3 separate regions of the Homo sapiens genome follow, and regions 2 and 3 are each linked to region 1. A link is a contact called in ENCODE Hi-C or POLR2A ChIA-PET data. All regions are on one chromosome and are shown on one strand. Each heading gives the region's core, a stretch centred on a gene start or an enhancer-like site at or near the end of the contact. The rest is flanking DNA. Distances are from core to core; before and after follow the strand shown.

Region 1 (4,110 bases), core at 723-3,222:
AAAAGTCTTAACTAAAAGATAGATTTTGAATAGAGGCAATTAAAATATTTTATGTAAGACAGGTTTTATTTATTTATTCTTTTATTATTTTTTTTTTTTGAGAAGGAGTTTCGCCCTTGTCACCCAGGCTGGAGGGCAATGTTGTTATCTCGGCCCACTGCAGCCTCCGCCTCCTGGGTTCAAGTGATCCTCCTGCCTCAGCCTCCCGAGTAGCAGGGATTAGAGGTGCCCACCACCACGCCCACCTAATTTTTGTATTTTTAGTAGAGAAGAGGTTTCACCATGTGGGCCAGGCTGGTCTCAAACTCCTGACCTCAGATGATCCACCCACTTCAGCCTCCCAAAGTGCTGGAATTAGAAGCGTGAGCCACCACACCTGGCCTATTTATTCATTTATTTAAAAAAAATTTTTTTTTTAAGTAAGACAGGTTTTAAAATGTTGACTTGCCCCTGGCACAGTGGCTGACATCTGTAATCCCAGCACTTTGGGAGGCCGAGGCGGGAGGATCACTTGAGCTCAGGAGTTCAAGACCAGCCTGGGTGATATGGTGAAACCCCATTTCTACAAATACAGAAAAATTAGCTGGGTCCGGTGGTGCGTGCCTGTGGTCCCAGCTATTCAGGAGGCTGAAGTGGAAGGCTGGCTTGAGTCCTGGAACTGGAGATCGCAGTGAGCCAAGATTGTGCCACTGCACTCCAGACTGAGTGACAGAGTGAGACCCTGTCTCAAAAGTTGACTTGCCATAATCCAAGTTCCTTGAAATCAGAGTGGAAGAAACTCATATTTAGAGAATAGGGAAGAGTGTAGGCTGGAAGGCAGGGACTTGAGGAACTGGTCATGGCAGTCATGGAAGGTTCCTCAGAGCATACTGAGAGGTTTTGCTTCCTGCCACAGAAACTGACATTCCTGTAAGTGGAAATTCTATGAATTGACCAGAACCATAAATGAGAAGCTGAATAAGGCAAAGTTTTATATGACTGTCAAGCAATTAAAACTACAGGTCAGGCTGGGTTCGGCGGCTCATGCCTGTAATCCCAGCACTTTGGGAGGCCGAGGCAGGTGGATCATCTGAGGTTAGGAGTTCGAGACCAGCCTGACCAACATGGAAAAACCCTGTCTCTACTAAAAATACAAAATCAGCCGAGCGTGGTGGCATGTGCCTGTAATTCCAGCTACTCTGGAGGCTGAGGCAGGAGAATCATTTGAACCCAGGAGGCAGAGTTTGCGGTGAGCCGAGATCACACCATTGCACTCTGGGCAACAAGAGCGAAACACAATCTCAAAAAAGAAAAAAAACAAAACCAAAAAAAACCCCTGCAGGTCATCTGGCTTGGGCCCTTGAATGAGTAGGCATCCTTTCAAAGTTAAGGAAATAAGGCACAAAAAAGTTTAATAATTGGCACTTAATTACTAACTCAATATTCTTATTTTAAAAGTTAATAGTAGGTCTAGGCTCAGTATTTCCCACTGGCAACTTGCTGAGGGAGGTTGAATTCCATAGAGACAGTAAATTGGTGATTGATTGCCAGGGGCTGCAGGGGGTAGAATGAGGATGGAGTTATTGATTTAAATCAATGGGGATACAGGGGTGAAGAGAATAGACAAGGTCCCAGTCCTTATGGAGGTTAGTGTTTATCAGGGAGACAGACAAGTTAAACAAACATTGCAGGAGGTGGAGGGGGCTGGGTCAGCGGCACTTATGCAGGAAGTAATTTCTAAGAAGCAGTAAGTAATGTCTAAGAAGCAGTAAGTTACGGTAAGAGAGATTATGAATATAATTTACTTCCTGTCTCTATTCACCAGGAAGTAAATTATGGTGTTCTTGGCAAAGTAAACAGTATAGTTAAAGGCCCACAGATGAAACAGCACATGGTATGCTTAGGGAACTGAAAAAAGTTTAGATCAGTGGAAATGCGGTGGGGAGCAGGAAGAGGCAGATGAGGGTCAGACCACTCATGTGACAAAACAAAGGGGAACCATCAGAAGCTGTTGAAGAGGCAAATGACATGATCACATTTGCGTTTTTGAGACATCACTGCAGAATGTAGGATGGATTGGGGTGAGGCAAGGCTGGAAGTGGAAAGACCGGTTAGGAGACCAGGAAGGATAACCTTGGTGAGAGGTAGTGTGCCTGAACCAGGGTGGTAACCCTGAGGATGATGAGAGGTAGACAGGAGTAAGAGATGTGAAGTTGAATCAGCAGGACTTAGTGATTAATTGGAATGAGGTATCAGAGAAAAGGAATCAAGGTTCTGGCATGGGCAACTTGGGGCCCTTCACTGTTCCAGGAGCACAGAAAGGGAGGCGATTTGGGGAGCTTTCAGTTTAGAAATGTTACGATCATGATACTTCCAAAGATATTCAAACAAATATGCCTACTAGATGCAAAGACTTGGCCTGGAACCATCACTAGTCATCCACCTGGGGATGGTAATTGTAGCCATGGGAGGAGATCAGATCCAGGGAAAGTAGAATGAAAAGAGAAGGGATCTCTTATCTTTTGGTAGAACCATGGGGAAACACTAACAAGTCAGAGAAAGACAGAAGGGAGGAGCCAGAAAAGGAAACAGAGGTGAGGCCAAGAGGAATGAGGAGAATCGTAGGATCATCGAGTCACAGAGGCCAAGGAAAGAAGTGGTCAAATGTGTCAGCTGCTAAAGAGAGGTCAGTAGAGCAAGGACTGAAATTTGCTATTGAATTTAGTAACAAGGAAGTTGTTAGTAACTTAGGAGATTTCAGTGGAAACCCAGATTTCAGTAAGCAGATGAGTAAGTCAGGCAGTGGAAACCATTCTTTTATGAAGTAGATCTGTGACATAACCAGAGGGAAATGTGGAGTCAAATAGAGTTGGTTCTTAAAACAAACAAATAGAAAAGGTGGGACAGGGTTAACTAAGTTTAAATGAGAAAAAGAAGTCAGTCAGTAAAAAAGGGGGAGGTTCAGGGCCAGGCATGGTGAGTCACACCTGTAATCCCAGCACTTCAGGAGGCCGAGGCGAGCGGATCACTTGAGGTCAGGAGTTCGAGACCAGCTTGGCCAACATGGTGAAAACCCGTCTCTACTAAAAATACAAAAATTAGCCGGGCATGGTGGCAGGCACCTGTAATCCCAGCTACTTGGGAGGCTGAGACACGAGAATCACTTGAACCTGGAAGGCGAACTTTGCAGTGAGCTGAGATTGTGCCACTGCACTCCGGCCTGGGCGACAGAGCCAGGCTCTGTAAAAAAAAAAAAAAAAAAAAAAAAAGAGGTTAGGGGGAAGTAGAAGATACAAGAAAAAAGGATTTTAATTGATAGAACAAGATACCATAGAAGGCAGATCATTTGCTTTAGATAGGAGGAGAATAGGAGAGACCTCTCTCCTATTGTAACAGATGTGGGAAGGAGGATAGGATGCCTTGGATCCATTTAAGTTTCTGAGTTGTATGCAGTGGGTGCTGGAACCAGCTCCTACAAGCTCACAGGAGCCAATTGTTAAATTTTCAGCAATTTTGCTAATTGGTTAACCTCACATTAACAGCTGGAATTCAGCCACAGTGGGGATATTTACATCATGGAAATTAGTAAATACTATACATCAGTACTTCCCCATACCCTGACATCTGGAGAGCCAGTTATCAGGCATTTACTCATACCACTGGTTAGGGTGAGAAGGTGAAGGAGTTCCTTAATAGCATTATCTTCTCTGTTGGGGAGGAAGGCAGGCGTCAGATTTTGAGGAAAGTGAAAACGTTGAATTCTGTGAAGCACTGTGCAAAGGAGAGAGAGCCACCTAGGAAAATACTAAATGACTACCATGTCGTTTTGAGGAACCAGTTAAGGATGGAGACTATTAGTTTACAGTGCAATTGATGTGTACATTTGTAAGATTTCTTCTTGCAAAGTCAGCAGCCTGGGGATCTTAGCAGAGAAACGGATAGGTGGTTTGATCTGGAGTCGGTCTTTTTGCCTGGCACCTGTAATGGAAGAATGAAACGCAGCAAGGATGACAGAGTTTTTTGCAAAAGAGTAGTTGCAGTAATGGACCATGGAACTTAAACTGTAAAGGGAAGGAGGTGAAGGTGGGAGAAGGTGATATGCAAGAAGGCAGAGGAGTCACGTTTTCCTGG
Region 2 (4,606 bases), core at 2,065-4,564, 1.3 Mb before region 1:
ATACATCACCAGCCCATAATAAAGGTATCATAATATATTTCAGTTTCCCACTCTCCATAACTATGAACTACCAATTTATTACTATAATAAACTTCTGCAAACATTTTAATATGTATTTTGATTATTTCTTTAAAGTAAATCCTTTTGAGTAAAAACTGTTAGGTCAGAGGGCATAAACCGTTTATGTTTTCAATCAGTAGTTAAGAGAGTTCCTGTTTTCCCACACCCTCAATATGGGGTATTATCATTATGAAAAATTCGGCCAAAATGAAATAGGCAGTGAGAAGTAAAACCCTTTAAAGTCTCTGTTTTTCAGTATGGAACATTTTTGCATTTTTATTGGCCACTTGAACAACTTTATGAACTTTGTATTCAATTCCTTTGTCCATTTTCCTACTGGAATGTATACTGGTTTGTAAAAATTCTTTATAACTTAGATACTAACTCTAACTACACTATCTAATTGAGTAGTCACTGTTTACTGAGCACTTAAAACGTGGTTAGTCTGAACTGTGATGTGCTGAAAGTGTAAAATACTCACTGGGTTTTAAAGACAGTACAAAAAGATGATGTAAAATACTTCAATAATTTTGATATTGATTACATGTTGAAATATTTTGAATATACTTAATAAAATAGTATTAAATTTTATATATTTTATTATTAAAATATATAAATTTCGTTATTAAAATTAATTCTAGGATATATTAAAATTAATTCATCTTTAATTTTACTTTTTTTAATGTGGCTATCAGACAACTCAAAATTACAAACAGGGCTCTCATATTTCTTTTAGACAGTTTCTATTTTGCCTTTAAAGGCATTCCTCATTTTTAAGTATTCAAGCAATCCCTCAAGGTTTCCTCCTCTCCTTATGCTTTATAAGCTTTTCCCAGCCACAGGCATTTTAGAAGCATAAACTAAACCTTACTTCTAGACAAATAAAAACAACTGTTTTTAGATTTTCTTTCTCCAAAAGTTCTTCAAATAGTCTTCTCACATGCATCCAATTTAAATAGTACTCTTTTTCTAAATGATTTTTAAATTTTGCCATAATAATGGTTGCCCTTTTAAGAAATGCTTCATTACTGAAACTAAATTTTCACAAAGTTATTTTTAAAAACCTACTAAGCATTTTTAAGTGTAAAAAAAATTTTAATTTTTTGTAGTAATAAACATTCCAAACAACTTTGCAAAGTCATTTTGACCACTAAGGTAGGTAATAATTATCTGTGTTTCACAGACAGATGAGACAAAGAATACATAATTTTCAACATAATGACAGCTACACAGAAGAGGGATTACAAATTACACTGTTTCTTCTCCTTTTTGCCAACACTTAAAGGGCAGTTTAGACTAAATTTAACAGCCACTGTAATTTCAGTGTAAAATGCCAAAATTGCTTGGTCAATAGAAACAATTGTGTTAGAAACTTACTTGGGGATTCTGGAGTACAGTATAAACGTATGATTCATTTTTCTTTTTCTTTTCTTTTTTTTTTTTTGAGACAGGTCTCACTCTGTCACCCAGGCTGGAGTGCACTGGCATGCTCAAGGCTCACTGCAGCCTCAATTTCCTGGGCTCAAGCGATCCTCCCACCTCAGCCTCCTGAGTACAGGCTAGGATTACAGGCGCGCGTCACCAAACCAGGCTAATTTTTTGTAGAGAGGCAGTTTTGCCATGTTGCCCGGGCTGGTCTTGGAACTCCTGGGCTGAAGCGATCCACCCACCTCAGCGTCCTAAGGTTTACAATCTTCCTGAGGATTAGCAGCATGAGCCACTGCACCCAGCCGATGATTCATTCTGTCCATAAGGGAACCTGGCAGTATATTGCCAATATGGAAAAACTCAACAGTTACACTTTTCTATCACTACCAAAAAAGCCCTGGGAATAGTGCTGTTAAAATTTATCCGTTTGAAATTCTAAGATTCAGCTTTACATTTATTGCAAATAAAAGATACGAATATATTCTAATTTATATCCACAGCATAGTTACTATAGCTTATATTACATAAAATCTCGAATGACTGCAACTTCCGACTTCTTTCAGGAGGTCACGAACATGTTACAGGTTTTTTCAAACCTATGTTTTTACAGACAGCTCACTATGTTGCCAAGGCTAGCCTAGAACTATTGGGCTCAAAAGATCTGCCTGCCTCAGTCTCCCGAGTAGCTGGACTACAGGAGCGCACCACCACACCTGGCTTCGAACATGAATGTTTCGGTAAATACTCTCTGCATCCCAAGAATGGAGGGATTAGGTTAAGGGTGGACTTAGTTCTGTCTTCTCCCTCAGAGATCCTATCAGTTCTCAGTGTCAAGCAATGTGTGTCAAGCTACGGCAAAAACGAAGGTAAGCCTGATTAGTTCAATGTTATTTTGGAAACTCTCAAACCATTTAAATTTGAGTCAGAAAAGAATGTTGAGAGAGACGAAAATTCTCTTCAACCACCTTTTTTTCTGGGTTACCACTACAACTGCCACCTTTTCACCAAAAAGACTGCTCAGCCGAACTGAAGAGTTTCTTTGTTTTTCGGACCCAAACTGGGTTCATTCAATGATTGTCGGATACTTTCGTACTTCTTCCAAAAGATCCGTAGTGAGTAGCACCCCTCCTTCCTTTTAGAAAATTTAAGAAAATAAGTTGGGAGAGTAAGAAAAAGAAGGCCAAGAAAATCTCAACCAAGTGCTAAATGAAGGTGCGCTGGAAAGCTCCAAAGACCCTGGAACTTTGCGGAGTCCGCAATTTCCAACCGCGGAGGTGAGTAACCGCGGGACACCGCGATGCGCACGTAACATTTTGTTTGGTACAAAGCGGTAGGCTTCAGAGGTGCAATCCGGCCCGCGAGGTGCCCACAAGTTCCCGCGGGGGCCATGCTAGGGCTGCAGAAGGCATCAGAGTCAGAGACCTGTCAGGACCCCCGCGGGCTGCGCAGGCTGAACTGGAAAGGCGGAGGCCAGAAAGGAAGGTTCTGAGGTTGGCGAAAGGCAAGTGGGCGAATTGCCCCAGGCGAGGCGCCGAGCCCAGCCTGGCCCTCCAGTTCGGCTTCTACGGAGCCAGCGGCCAGCGCGGGACACTCACCCTGGCGGTCGCTGGGATTACAGGCCGCCGCCCTGCATCGCAGACGGAGCCGGCACAGGGAGGACCAGCTACATCTGTGGGCCGCGGCGGCGGCCAAGCCGGGTAACATCCTGGTGGGGCAGAGGCCCCTACTCGGACACCGCCTTCTGCCTCCGCGCCGCCACCGGTACCAACTGACTCCATAGACTGGACATCAGCGAACACCGATGGCTTCGCCGCCACAAGCTGCCTGGGTGACCCGGAAACGGCAACGTCATTTAGCGACGCCTGCCGTGGAGGTAGCGGAAGTGACGTAACACGTTGAGCACCAATAGGGAGGCCTTCCTTCCCGGGGACCCAGACTCCCAAAGTGGGGAGGGCGTGGCTGCAGGGGAAGTTTGGTGTCTGCCGTCTTCTTTTGCACCTGTACTTTTGCGCTTGGTTGGAAATCACGTAAACTGTTTACATCTTGTTCAGCCAGGAAAGCTGTCCTTTGGGAGTTCTACTTATTCCTTTTTTTCTGGACTCGAAACCGGGGCCGTGGTTTCGGAAATGGGAGGAAAGATGGGAAGGATGGACGCAGGTTTTCTGAGCCTCTCTACCTAGAGCCTGCCAGGATAAACCCAAATTAGAACCAACATGTCCAGTACTCTCCGAACGTCTGCCACGTACATCGTTCTCCTTGTTAACACCAGTGTGTATCCAGTATCATAAAGGCAAGTACACACTTCGGAATCAGCTACTTGCCCTACTAATCTGTGAACCTCAGATTTTTGCCTGCAATATAAGAGGTTTTATGTTCATGACAAGTTAGGGTAAACGGAGGTATGCAGACTTCGAAACATTTTGGTCCCAGGGAGAAAGAAACCTGAACAGTATCCACGTTAACTGTTTCTCTCTGCCATGCTCATTCAGCTCTTAACTCAAACTCAAGAGAGGCCTTCCTTGACCACCCTAGCTATGGTAGTCCTGGTCATTCTCTACCCGGCTGTCCTATATACTTTTCTTCAAAACGCTTATCACTATTTGAGATTTTTTTTTCTATTTTGTGTCCTAGAATAGAAAATAAGCATCATGATGCTGGAATCTTGTCTATTTTGTACATGGCTGTATAAAGCCGCTAAAACAATGCCTGGCAAAAATAAATTGAATGGAATGTATGGTGGTTTGTTTTAAAGTTAATCTGAGTCGCTTATCTATATTACTGCAAAATAACTATCTCGGGGAAATTTAGTATGTCCTTAATTTTTAAAAAAATCAACAAGTCTCTTATACTAATTGAGATAAGTATAACCAAATGAGGAAAGAGATTATCGTTAAGAATGGTAAGCAAATTTAATTTCCTATGACAAACATAACTTAAAATATTCAGTGGACAAACATTAAAAAATGATGTCCCATAAATGTAGGCTCAATATTACTAAAAAATCTGAATATTACTGGAAAGTTACTTTCCCTTTCTTGTAATAGATTTTAATAGAAATTCAACTTTATGAAGTAAAAATACATAAAGGCTTACCTCTTATTTTATGGTAACTATGCAA
Region 3 (4,305 bases), core at 1,446-3,945, 1.3 Mb after region 1:
TGCACTCCAACCTGGGTGACAGAGCAAGACTGTCTCAAGAACAAACAAACAAAAAGAAAACACCAATAATGGAGTGTAACAGGGCGCTATACTCACGTCTACCTTTTTTGCAAAGGCAGAGTTACACTATTCTAATAAGAGAATGAGCAAGTTTTCAAATATCTCATCCCTCATGAATGATACTGCCAAAAAGTACTCTACTTGTTTAGACTGAGGAAAGATCACAACTGTGCACTGTCTGCTCTACATTCTAGATTTTATAGTGGTTACTCAATGGAAAAAAGATCTAAAATTTGGACTGGAGACTGTGTATCCTTGGTTCTCCATGACTTCCATCCACTTGTGATATAGAAGGAGCAGGATTAAGTTATCTTTCAACTCAATCTACCTTCTACATAAAATTCCATCATTCTTTTAAATTAAGGCAAGGTATCCATAGGTCACATGTAAATTGACTAGGAGAAGCACAAGTTAGATCATCAACAGCTACTAACCCAGATCTAACAGACTAGTAGCAAAGCAGTAATCTTTACTCTGAAGAAGTTGGATGCTGGGTAGAAAATGGGGAGATGGCAGTGTAACATAGTAAGGGCAAGAGAAAAGAGAAAGATTCCAAAAATTTCATCTGCTTACTTGTTCTATCTAGTTCTGTTATCACATCTTTCTAATGATTTTTAGCTAAATTTAACAAGTCTGATATTAAAAACAGATTCTAGGGCTTGGTTATATCTGAAAATAATGCACAATAAAGGAACGGGACGTTAAAATTATCTCAAATTTTCAATTACCTTTCTCCTTTCTGGCGTTTTAGGTTTCCTTTATATTCATCCCAGGTGCTCCTGTCTGCAAGATCACCAGATACAAAATCTTGAAGGTCTGGTCCATTCTGTAGGAGTTCCTTTTTTTTATCTGGCAAGGAGCTTAACGGTCTGACTGGGCTGCAAAAATATCTCCCAAATACCTAAAGAAAGAGTTAATTATGACGTTTATTTAGTGGAGTCCGTAATAATTTAGTTTTAACCCATCATAACACCTAAACGGAAGGGTAAAGCCAAAAAAGTGATTCAGAAATTATGTCAAACTAGGAGCTCTAGTATTCTAGGGCATTAGAATATAAAAGATGACTGAAGGAACCAAACCTAAAAGAGAGTAAGAGTTGACTGTTTACTACTGAGTTTAGAATAGATTTGGAAATCTGTTTTTTTTTTTTTTTTTTTGAGACGGAGTCTTGCTCTGTTGCCCAGGCTGGAGTGCAGTGGCGCAATCTTGGCTCACCGCAAGCTCCGCCTCCCGGGTTCACGCCATTCTCCTGCCTCAGCCTCCTGAGTAGCTGGGACTACAGGCGCCCGCCACCACGCCCGGCTAATTTTTTTGTATTTTTAGTAGAGACAGGGTTTCACCATGTTAGCCAGGATGGTCTCGATCTCCTGACCTCAGGTGATCCACCTGCCTCGGCCTCCCAAAGTGCTGGGATTACAGGCGTAAGCCACCGCACCCGGCCCGAAAATCTCTGGAACTAACATATATCACACTTTCATGTACTCCACCTACCAGGAACTAGATGTTTGTCTTTCAACAAGATTGAACTGCAATAACTGAAGAAGGTGCCACAGTTTAAAACTGTTCTGGTCCTGACTTGAATCAGGGGCGTTTAAAGTGAAGTGTGCAATAAATCTCTCGAGCTTTGAATAATTGTTGAAACGTAGGTTAATAATGCCCAATTAGTTTCAGACAACTGGAAGGTTAAAACCAAGCCTAACGTTTTTACTTTCTTTTTCTTTTTTTTTTTTTGAGATGGAGTCTCGCTCTGTCGCCCAGGTTGGAGTGCAGTTGCGCGATCTCGGCTCACTGCAACCTCCGCCTCGCGGGTTCAAGCGATTCTCCTGCCTCAGCCTGGCGAGTAGCTGGGACTACAGGCGCACGCCACCACGCTCAGCTAATTTTTGTATTTTTAATAGAGGCGGGGTTTCACCATGTTGGCCAGGATGAACGTTTTTACTTTCTAGGTTACATTGTTTCTGTGTTTGAACGTGGCAGTCAAGAACATAAGAAATCATGGTATTCGGCTTTTACATCTGAACACAAACGTGTATGAGATAGCCAAAACACTACAAAATCCACGAGTCTGCACATGTATCTCAAAAGAACCTTCGACAACTCAAAGAGTGCCTGTTAGGGTGTTGCACGATTGCTACTGCACTTCTCAATGTCTGCCGCTGAAGCCTAGCGGACAGGTTTGTGTTCTCTGCGGCTAGAGTGGTGTCTCACACACAGTAAGAGTCCAAGACAGAATAGCTATGTGGGGTGCTCACTGCAGTGCTCCATAAATATAGGGTACAAACCACTCTAAGCAGAAAATAAGTCCTCGGTGCTGGCCCAGAGAGACTTGCAAACAAACTGATGCCAGAGACTCTATATCATGGGGCTGGCGGGATAATTACATGAGATTACACGAAAAACGTTTAAAACTGCCGTTGGCTAGTAGTAAATGTTCAGTAAATGCACTGGCCTTTATTATTGGGCATGGGCGCTCTGAAGGGATAGGATCCCCCCACCCCACGCCCAAACCCGTTCGCCCCGCCGCTCACCCGGGGCCCCAGGGTGCGGGCTGCATCCCCGCAGCGTAGAGACATTTCCTCTTTAGGACTAGCGCAGTGCAGGGGTTGAGGGATCGCTAACTCCCGGGAAAGGACAGGTCGAAATTACGTCGCTCCATTTATGACAAGCAGCCAAGCTGCTCCACGATTGGCTGCTTTAGCCTTACGTGCGTCGCGCACTCATGACGCAATACGCAGGCCCCTTACGCGATACAAGTACGTAATGACGACAGACGTTCTTTCTTTGCTGCGTCTACTGCGAGGTAAGGATGTTTCTGTGCTCGTGGGGGTACTGGGAATCTGAAACCATCTGCTCTGGGAAAGGCTGCGGCGCGGCTCCCACTCTCGGAACCTTGTCCTGTTTGTCCCCCAGCTCGGCAAGCGCCATATGAGCCTGGCGGCGCCAGATGCGAATCCTGTTGTGGGCTTTTTGGCCTATTCCCGCCCCTCAGTCTTGCCGGGATGGCACCGCCCGCATAGGACTTCCAGGGTTGGGCTGAGTGGGAGTTCGACTGCTGGGCCTCGTAATTCTCGCTTTGGGGCTGCTCCTTCCAGGCTGGGACACACTGGGGCCCGCTGTCGGTCTCCCGTCCTCCGACATCTTGTCTGGAACTTCCGCCTGGCAGTCTCCAGTAGGAGTGGAGCTCTGTGCGGCGTAGTTTGGTGGAAAAACGGGCCTTGCGTCGGCCTCACCCCCAGTGTTTGTGTTTCAGAATGAAGACTATTCTCAGCAATCAGACTGTCGACATTCCAGAAAATGGTATGAGACTTGATGTCTTTTACTTACATCTTTACTGCACGTTCCAAGCGTTGTGTGGCCTGACGAGTGTGTTCTCTCTTCTAGTCGACATTACTCTGAAGGGACGCACAGTTATCGTGAAGGGCCCCAGAGGAACCCTGCGGAGGGACTTCAATCACATCAATGTAGAACTCAGCCTTCTTGGAAAGAAAAAAAAGAGGGTGAGGGTTTTTCTTCTGATAATTCAGTTGCTCGTTGGAAGGTGGTTTATAACAGCATCACATTTGGTTGCTTTAACAATTTTCGAATTAAGGTTCAGTGCTTCAGCTTTAAATGTTGCTGTCCAGAATACCAGCCTGTTCAGTGAAATTGAAAAACCAGATTCTGAACACAGCCAATTATATAAAGCTCAAATGTAATAGTGGTCATCAGTGACACGTCTTAATGGTGTTAGAAGTTTGGTTTATTTTCCTAGTGATTGCTTTGTAAAAATCACAGGAACCGGCAGTAGGTCATTTAAACCTGATGATTTAATTTTCCAGAAGGGAAGTTTGTTGCAACTTCTACAAAGCTTAACTGTTGGGAGGTTTTATAGGTGGTTGGATTTTTCCAGTTGAAAACCATGTGCTTTGATAAGGGTTAATTCTAGAATCTTAAAGTAATTCGGTAAGTGGTCTGTTGTCTTTTAAGCCTGCATATTTCTGGAAAGAATACATTTTTTGTTCTGTTACAGCTCCGGGTTGACAAATGGTGGGGTAACAGAAAGGAACTGGCTACCGTTCGGACTATTTGTAGTCATGTACAGAACATGATCAAGGGTGTTACACTGGTAAGCAGATGTATCAGACTTCCTTGTTTTGGAAAGGGAGGTTTCTCAAACCTGTGCTTTATACAGCGTAAGTGTCTCTTTCAGAGAATGGGTCATGTATTTTATTTGGTGTAATACGCAAGAACTTGGCAAAAATAGGC

Evidence for each region. A loop is a pair of places that touch in the nucleus more often than their neighbours do. ChIA-PET counts read pairs that join two places held with the same protein, here RNA polymerase II (POLR2A). Pooled maps may share reads with other maps.
Region 2: a loop to region 1 is called in a pooled map, with 16 times the contacts of the local background. The contact joins the promoter of SLC30A9 here to the enhancer-like site in region 1. A Hi-C loop is called at or near these places in 1 of 168 maps with a recorded cell type or tissue (heart right ventricle) and 3 of 50 pooled maps. POLR2A ChIA-PET finds 5 or more read pairs at or near these places in 1 of 52 experiments (A673).
Region 3: a loop to region 1 is called in a pooled map, with 4 times the contacts of the local background. The contact joins the promoter of LIAS here to the enhancer-like site in region 1. A Hi-C loop is called at or near these places in 7 of 50 pooled maps. POLR2A ChIA-PET finds 5 or more read pairs at or near these places in 2 of 52 experiments (OCI-LY7 and WTC11).

The regions. Positions count from the first base shown.
Region 1 is chr4:40,720,638-40,724,747 of GRCh38, reverse strand. No RefSeq gene overlaps it. Among named protein-coding and RNA genes, the nearest start is that of NSUN7, 27 kb to the left of the region's middle. Within about 2 kb of position 1,972, at least 12 of the 41 ENCODE cell types and tissues checked have a DNase peak (open chromatin) inside an H3K27ac peak, as active enhancers do; they include heart right ventricle, where a contact is called at or near this core.
Region 2 is chr4:41,989,238-41,993,843 of GRCh38, reverse strand. It overlaps SLC30A9 (solute carrier family 30 member 9), which reads right to left and starts at 3,314. Exons shown (of 18, transcript NM_006345.4): 1 at 3,084-3,314. The coding sequence starts at 3,192. RefSeq lists enhancers at 3,143-3,282, 3,563-3,642 and a silencer at 3,214-3,433.
Region 3 is chr4:39,457,446-39,461,750 of GRCh38, reverse strand. LIAS (lipoic acid synthetase) reads right to left here and starts at 2,695. Exons shown (of 11, transcript NM_006859.4): 1 at 2,589-2,695; 2 at 789-961. The coding sequence starts at 2,633. RPL9 (ribosomal protein L9) reads left to right here and starts at 2,829. Exons shown (of 8, transcript NM_000661.5): 1 at 2,829-2,860; 2 at 3,311-3,357; 3 at 3,442-3,557; 4 at 4,070-4,165. The coding sequence starts at 3,312. RefSeq lists enhancers at 2,168-2,217, 2,588-2,882, 3,078-3,828 and a silencer at 2,598-2,647.